Linked DNA regions of Homo sapiens: region 2 is linked to region 1. Evidence: read pairs that join two places in POLR2A ChIA-PET (ENCODE). Cell type or tissue: B cell. All regions are shown on one strand.

Evidence for each region. ChIA-PET counts read pairs that join two places held together with the same protein. Peaks named below come from ENCODE experiments on the same cell type or tissue, not always from the same donor. Only the 100,000 strongest peaks of a DNase experiment are listed, where the experiment ranks them.
Region 2: POLR2A ChIA-PET joins it to region 1 with 7 read pairs; 7 of 35 experiments call an interaction of 5 or more read pairs at or near these places.

The regions. Positions count from the first base shown.
Region 1 is chr20:50,804,831-50,808,830 of GRCh38, reverse strand. All of the region lies in intron 1 of BCAS4 (breast carcinoma amplified sequence 4), which reads right to left. Among named protein-coding and RNA genes, the nearest start is that of BCAS4, 12 kb to the right of the region's middle. In B cell, no CTCF peak of the experiment used is centred here; a DNase peak (open chromatin) is centred at 3,900; H3K4me3 peaks cover 1,064 bases; H3K27ac peaks cover 2,155 bases.
Region 2 is chr20:50,622,892-50,626,891 of GRCh38, reverse strand. The region is part of intron 2 of RIPOR3 (RIPOR family member 3); the gene reads left to right. Among named protein-coding and RNA genes, the nearest start is that of MIR1302-5, 10 kb to the right of the region's middle. RefSeq lists an enhancer at 927-1,888. In B cell, no CTCF peak of the experiment used is centred here; no DNase peak of the experiment used is centred here; H3K27me3 peaks cover 643 bases.

The DNA.
Region 1 (4,000 bases):
AAGCTTCTGCACAGCAAAAGAAATAATCAGCAGAGTAAACAGACAACCCACAGAGTGGGAGAAAATCTTCACAATCTATGCATCTGACAAGGGATTAATATCCAGAATACTAAGCAAGAAAAAAAAAATCCCATCAAAAAGTGAGCAAAGGACATGAATAGACAGTTCTCAAAACAAGATATACAAGTGGCCAACAAACATATGAAAAACTGATCAACATCACTAATGATCAAGGAAATGCAAATCCAAACCACAATGCGATACCACCTTACTCCTGCAAGAATGGCTATAATCAAAAAATCAAAAAATAACAGATGTTGGCATGGATGTGATGAAAAGGAACACTTTTACACTGTTAGTGGGAATGTAAACACTTTTAGGCTGTTAGTGGGGATGTAAACTAGTACAATCACTACGGAAAACAGTGTGGAGATTCCTTAAAGAACTAAAAGTAGATCTACCATTTGATCCAGCAATCCCACTCCTGGGTATCTTGAAGTCATTATATGAAGAAGATACTTGCACATGCATGTTTACTGCAGCACAATTAGCAATTGCAAAAATATGGAACCAGCCCAAATGCCTATCAATCAACAAGTGGATAAAGAATATGTGGCACAGCCGGGCGCGGTGGCTCACGCCTGTAATCCCAGCACTTTGGGAGGCCAAGGCGGGCGGATCACGAGGTCAGGAGATCGAGACCATCCTGGCTAACATGGTGAAACCCCATCTCTATTAAAAAATACAAAAAAAAAATTAGCCGGGCATGGTGGCGGGCGCCTGTAATCCCAGCTACTCGGGAGGCTGAGGCAGGAGAATCGCGTGAACCCAGGAGGCGGAGCCTGCAGTGAGCCGAGATCACGCCACTGCACTCCAGCCTGGGTAAGAGAGCGAGACTCCCGTCTGAAGAAAAAAAAAAAAAAAAAAAGAATATGTGGCATATATACATATAGATACCATGGAATACAACTCAGCCATAAAAAGAAATGAAATAATGGCATTTGCAGCAGCCTGGATGGAAATGGAGACCATTACTCTAAGCGAAGTAACTCAGAAATGGAAAACCAAACATCGTATGTTCTCACTCGTAAGTGAGAGCTAAGCTATGAGGACGCAAAGGCATAAAAATAATACAATGGACTTTGGGGACTTAGGGGAAAGGGTGGGAGGTAGGTGAGGGGTAAAAGACTGCACATTGGGTGCCATGTACTCTATTTAGGTGATGAGTGCTGCGGCAAAATCTCAGAAATCACCACTCACTAAAGAACTTATTCATGTAACCAAACACCACCTGTTCCCCAAAAACCTATTAAAATTAAAAAATAAAATAACGTAAAGTCCAGGTGCAGTGGCCCATGCCTGTAATCCCAGCACTTTGGAAGGCTGAGGCAGGCAGATCACTTGAGGTCAGGAGTTCAAGACCAGCCTGGGCAACATGGTGAAACCCCATCTCTACAAAAAAGTACAAAAATTAGCTGGGCATGGTGGCACATGCCTGTAGTCCCAGCTACTTGGGAGGCTGGGGTGGGAGGATCGCTTGAGCCAGGAAGCGGAGGGTGCAGTGAGCAAAGATTCTGCCACTGCACTCCAGCCTAGGTGACAGAGTGAGGTCCTGTCTCAAAAAAAATAGAAAATAACGTAACTTAAAGAGTGTAATTGGGCTGGGTGTGGTGGCTCACGCCTGTAATCCCAGCACTTTTGGAGGCCGAGGCAGGCAGATCACCTGAGGCCAGGAGTTCAAGACCAGTCTGGCCAACATAGTGAAACCCCATCTCTACTAAAAATACAAAAATTAGCCGTGTGTGGTGGTGCACACCTGTAATCCCAGCTATTTGGGAGGCTGAGACACAAGAATTATTTGAACCCAGGAGGTGGAGGTTGCAGTGACCCAAGATCTTGCCACTGCACTCCAGCCTGGGCAACAGAGTGAGACTCGGTCTCAAAAAAAAAAAAAAAAAAAAAAAAAAAGTATAAATGGACTGTTTGTAACTCAAAGGACAAATGCTTGAGGGGATGGACAGCCCATTCTCCATGATGTGCTCATTTCACCTTGCATGCCTGTATCAAAACATCTCATGTACCCCCTGAATATATATACCTACTATATACCCCCAAAAATTAAAAAATAATAATAATAAAATTTAAGAAAAAAAGAAGTCCAGGCAACTCTTCTGTAGAGGCCAGTGAGCGAGGCTCTAGAGGTTGAGAGGCCACATGGAGGAGAACTGAGATGTCCCAGCCAATAGCCAGCACCAACTGCTAGACACATGGGCAAGGCCATACTGGACTGCCAGGGTGGCCAATCCTCCAGCTGAATGCAGTTCATGCATGAACCCTATGAAATGGCAGATGCTTGAAGTTGCTAAGGTTTGGGATAGTTTGCTATCCAGTGATTGGTAATCAATACAGTGCTCATGAATATTCACTGCAGAAAAGAAAGGAAGATGAAAGGGAGAAAGAGAGAGAAGGGAAGGGGAGGACGTGTACTGCCTGGAAGAGCTGTGGCCTGAGAACAGCAGCCTGGGCGGCGCCTTAGTCCCAGCCTTGCATTTTATGCTGTGTGGTCTCAACTGCACCTCTCACCATCTCTGTGCTTCTGACTCCCCATTTGAAAATTGTGAGAAAAACAATCCACAGACTCTGTCTCATGACAGAAGCTAAGGAAGTCTAGTAAGTCGCTTCTCTGGGTCACTCCCAGTGAGATGCCACCTCCATTTAAAAGGACCCTACTAGGCTCTCCAAACTCAAATGACACCGAAGCCATGCAGGTAATAAATACAAGAGAAGTGGGCTGTGCTGAATACTGCTTTCTGCAAACTGTTTATGTTCAGTTTCCCACTTTTTTTTTTTTTTTGAGATGGAGTCTCGCTCTGTCGCCCAGGCTGGAGTGCAATGGCGCAATCTCAACTCACTGCAATCACTGCCTCCCAGGTTCAAGCAATTTTCCTACCTCAGAGCCTCCTAAGTAGCTGGGACTACAAGAGCACACCACCACGCCTGGCTAAGTTTTGTATTTTTAGAAGAGACGAGGTTTTGCCATGTTGTCCAGGCTGGTCTTGAACTACTGACCTCAGGTGATCCACCCACCTCGGCCTCCCAAAGTGCTGGGATTACAGGCATGAACCACCGCTTTGGCCAGTTTCCGACTTTTGACAGAGAGATTTTACTTCTAAGAAAAACAGCAGTGCAGGTGGGGTCATAAAGAGCAGCTGATGTTCAGCCTCCAGGTCAGGGAGACAACAGGGAGGGGTGGAGACTGTAGCAAACAGGAGACCCCAGGCCCTATTTAAATGGGCTGGCTGCTACTGGGCCCCAGCTTGTGCCAGGTAGGGATATGCCAACCCTGCTTTGTTCAAGACAAATGGCAATCCAGATGTTTATGCAAATTCTCTCGATTTGAAAATGTTCAAAACTAGCCTGATAAGTTAAAAAACACTATGACAGCCAAATAAAACTGTCTGTGGGCTGAATGTGGCCTTCAAGTCTCTGGCCAATCTGTGTTTTTAAAACACAAACACACATGAAATACCAGAACAGGCAAATCTATAAAGATGGGAAGGAGATTCGTGGTGGGGGTTGGGGAATGACAGATAACGGGTGCAGTGTTTCCTTTTGGGGTCATAAAAATGTTCTAAAATTGGTTGTGGTTGATGGTTGTACAACTCTGTGAACATGCGAAAAGCCATTAAATTATACACTTTAAACAGGTGAATTATATGTATGCAAATCACATCTCAATAATGCTGCTTAAACAAATACACACACACACACACAAATACTGAAGAATCTTAGCATAGCAAGGTCCATTCAGCCCAGGCAGAAAATCATCCTCATCTCTATGCACAAGATGAAAGCGATGAAATGAAGGTTGAAAGATCCCGGAAGCCAGGGAGCAAATGAGGTGATTCTCTGAGTAGCGTTAGGTTTGAACTGCAAACCAGGAAGGAGTTGGCAGGTTAAACAACGACCCACTGCCCAGAGAAGAAACTCGGGAACTCGT
Region 2 (4,000 bases), 180 kb after region 1:
CAGGCATGTGCCACCATGCCCAGCTAATTTTTAGTAGAGACAGGGTTTCACCATGTTGGCCAGGCTGGTCTGGAACTCCTGACTTCAGGTGATCCACCCACCTCGGCCTCCCAAACTGCTGGGATTACAGACGTGAGCCACCGCGCCTGGCCCAAAATTCTTGATAAATTTTGAATAAAGAGCCTTGCATTTTTATTTCGCACTAGACCCCACAAATTTCACAACTGGCCCTGCCTGCAGCTCTCCTCCTGCCAGGCCTGTGGGGGCCTCTGAATGTCCTGCATCCATGGGACATGTCCCCTCAGGCCCTAGAGGGGAGCTCTGCCCAGAGAGTGCCCCCACGGTAGGCCTCTGCCTCTCGTTGGCCCCTTCCTGGATTCCTGGGATCAGCTCTTTGGGAGGAAGGAGGACAGAGGTGATCCATCCCCTTGACACCAGGGCTCGCTGGCCGTCAGCAAGGGTCCCACAGTGTCCAAGTCCTAGTCTAGGAAAGACAGCCCTGATGGCTCTAATATCTCAGACCCCTCCTGTCCCCCATCTGATTGTCAAGGATGCCAGAGGATGCTGGGCCTGGGCTGGTTCGGAGGTCCCTGGGCAGCCCCCACCTGGCCTTGGCCTCTGCCGCCCCCTTGTGTGAGGGCAAGGAAGAAGCTGCCCACACCGACGGGGAAGCGGTGCATCTATTTTTAACTTCCTGTCTCCGTCGAGCTCCCTGGGGTCTGAACCCTTGGAGCCAGGGCTGGAGCCTGATTGGGTTTCAGGCCCCACCTTCTGGCCTTGTTCCCTGGTAACCCGAGCAGGCCGAAGCGCAGCCGCACTGTCAAGGCAAACAACCTGGCAGGAGGGCAGGGCTCTGCATGGAGAGGGTGGGCTGATGCCCCTTCTCTTCCCATCACCACCTTGACCCCTACTCTGGCACCTTGAAACCCCTTTCACTATAGACAGGGATTTTTACTCCACAGTCAGATGGCTCACTTGGGGAAGTAACCTGGTGGGGAAATTTTATACTAAGGTGTGAATGATTGACATAATAAGGCCATTTCCCAAGAGCTGGACCTGGGGGGTGGGAGGATAGAGAGATGAGAGGATAAACAGTGAGGATGAAGGAGGAGAGGGCCAGGCCCCGATACTGTCCTACTCTGCCCCAGTTGACAGGCATGGTTGCCCTTCCCCCTTTCCTGCCCCTCCTCAGCCAGGTCTCCCTCCCCCAGGCAGTCAGGCAGGTACTCCCCGAGCCAGGAGCCACTGGGACATCCTCCTCAGCTTGGGAATTCCTCTGTTGGGATGGCTAAGAAGTGTGGGTGTGAAAACGAAATAGCAGCCATTAAGTTTCAAGGAGAGGAGGCTGGAGAAAGAGGCGGCTCATATCCAGCCCTGCCTGTGAAGCTGTCAAGCACACAGACTCTGGAGCCAGAGGCGAGTGATGCAAGTTCAGTTTCCTGGACGGTACCAGGGGGCCTGACCTCAAAGACTGTGTCAGGAGAAATGAGTCCATACATGTAAAGCACCAAGAGCAGGCCAGGCGGGCGTGGTGGCTCACGCCTGCAATCCCAGCACTTTGGGAGGCCAAGGCAGGCGGATCACTTGAGCTCAGGAATTCAAGACCAGCCTGGGCAACATGGTGAAACCCTGTCTCCACCAAAACTACAAAAAATTAGCCGAGTGTAATTGTGCACTCCTGTGGTCCCAGCTACTCAGGAGGCTGAGGTGGGAGGATCACTTGAGCCCAGGAGGCGGAGGCTACAGTGAGCTGAGATCACGCTACTGCATTCCAGCCTGGGAGACAGAGCAAGACCTTGTCTCAATTAAAAAAAAAAAAAACAAAAGCACTGAGAGCAGAATTTGAGCTTGGCAAGTGCCGAGTGCATGCCTGTCATCATCACCCAGTGGCCAGCACCGCCAGGCACCTGGGTAAATGGTTGGCTCACGTCCTTGTTGCATGGAGTCTTCACCTGAAGCCTGTGCAGTCAGTCCTATAATTGTCCCGCCTGGAGGCTGGGGGCAGGTGCAGGACTTGAGCCCGGCCCTGTCTGCCTCCAGAGCCTGCACTTGCAACAGCCGAGTACCAAGGCCTCTGCCAACCACACCAGGCAGAAGGACTGCTGTAGCAACCTCACGTGAGGGCTGGGGCCGGCAGGTTGCACGTGCCCGTCTGGAAGCTTGTCTGGCATGCCAGGGGCTGTTTAATATTTACTGAGTCCTCCCAGACCTGGTGAAACATCCGGCCCCAGAGGCTCTTCCTGCCCCGGCTTCTGTGACACCTGGGCCAGACATGCTGCCTGATTTGGCCATCTGGAGGCTGCATGTGCATCACCTTCCCCGGGTGGGCGGGCTCTCAGAGTGGCCACTGAGCCTGTCCTGTTAAACCTCACACAAGGAGCACTAGGCTCAGAGCTTTCCCGGGAGCAGGTGCATCCAGGTGTGGCTGCAGCAGCGAGGGTATAAGGTCCCCAGGTGGATGGAAGCGGGGCTGGGCCAACGGTGCACACCTGTTGGGGGCTGGAGGCAGGAGCTGGGAGTGAGCGAGCTCCTGCCCCACTGCCTGCTGCCCACCTGCCGGGGTCCCTAACCTCTCAGAAACCTGCCTTTTCCCGAGTCTGCAGCCCTGACCGTCTCTGCCAGCCTCAAGATGGCAAACTTGCGGAGGGCCCGGTTCAAGAGGTGGGTGATGGGGCCTCAGGGAGGGCAAGGGGAAGAGGGAGCACAGCCCCTGTGGGCTTTGGAAAGCATCACTTAACATTAAATATATACAAATGGCTGGGTGCAGTGGCTCATGCCTGCAATCCCAGTACTTTGGGAGGCCAAGGCGGGCAGATCACCTGAGGTCAGGAGTTCAAGACCAGCCTGGCCAACAAGGTGAAGCCCTGTCTCTACTAAAAAAAACAAAAATTACTGGACGTGGTAGCAGATGCCTGTAATCCCAGCTACTGGGTAGGCTGAGGCAGGAGAATCGCTTGAACCTGGGAGGCGGAGGTTGCAGTGAGCAGAGATCGTGCCACTGCACTCCAGCCTGTCGACAGAGCGAAATTTCATCTCAAAATAATAATAAGAATAATACCTGTCTCCTAGGGTGGTTGTGAAAGTCGAGATATTTCTATAAAGCCCTTAGCGAGCTCCTGGCGGCAGCAGGTGCCCCCAGTTACTTAGGCTCACGTGTTCTCACCAGGCTCCTGAGGCCCTTGGGCTTGTGGTGTCAGCTGTTCAGCAGCCCACTAGCCCTGGCCTGAGCTTAGTTTCTCTGCTCTACAGAGACATTACTTGTCATTGTAAAGGTGTTGGAAGCTGGACTTTCTCTGGGAGCTGCCCTTCTCCTCCTCTCACACATCCTGGGTCCCCAAAACTAGAGAGGCCCCAGGTCCAGGCCCCTCTGCAGACTCCCACTTCTGCCTGGGTCAAACCTTGCTCCTTGCATCCACTCCCAGAGCATACCAGGTCCCATTCTCCACCTTTGCTCCCTCTGTCTCCAGCTGGGAACACCCAGGGGTGCACTCGCTATCCCGCTCTGCCTGCAGGGGCCAGGTTCTCTGTTCTCTAATCCCCTTGGGATACTGTATTTTCCCCCGTTCAGCTGAGCTTAATATTTACCAAACTCCTAATATTTTCTTTTTTTTCTTTTTTTTTTTTTTTTTTTAAGGCAGAGTTTTGCTCTTGCTGCCCAGGCTGGAGTGAAGTGGCATGATCTCGGCTCACTGCAACCTCTGCCTCCCGGTTCAAGTGATTCTCCTGCCTCAGCCTCCCGAGTAGCTGGGATTACAGGTGTCCACCACCACGCCTGGCTAATTTTTTGTTTAGTAGAGACGGGGTTTCACCAGGTTGGTCAGGCTGGTCTTGAACTCCTGACCTCAGTTGATCCACCCACCTTGGCCTCCCGAAGTGCTGGGATTATAGGTGTGAGCCACAGTGCCTGGCCTGCACCTAATGTTTTCTAAGCTGTGAGCCAGGGGAAAGATACAGATAGGATGTGATGATTCTAACAACAGCTTGCATGTAAAAGGTCTCC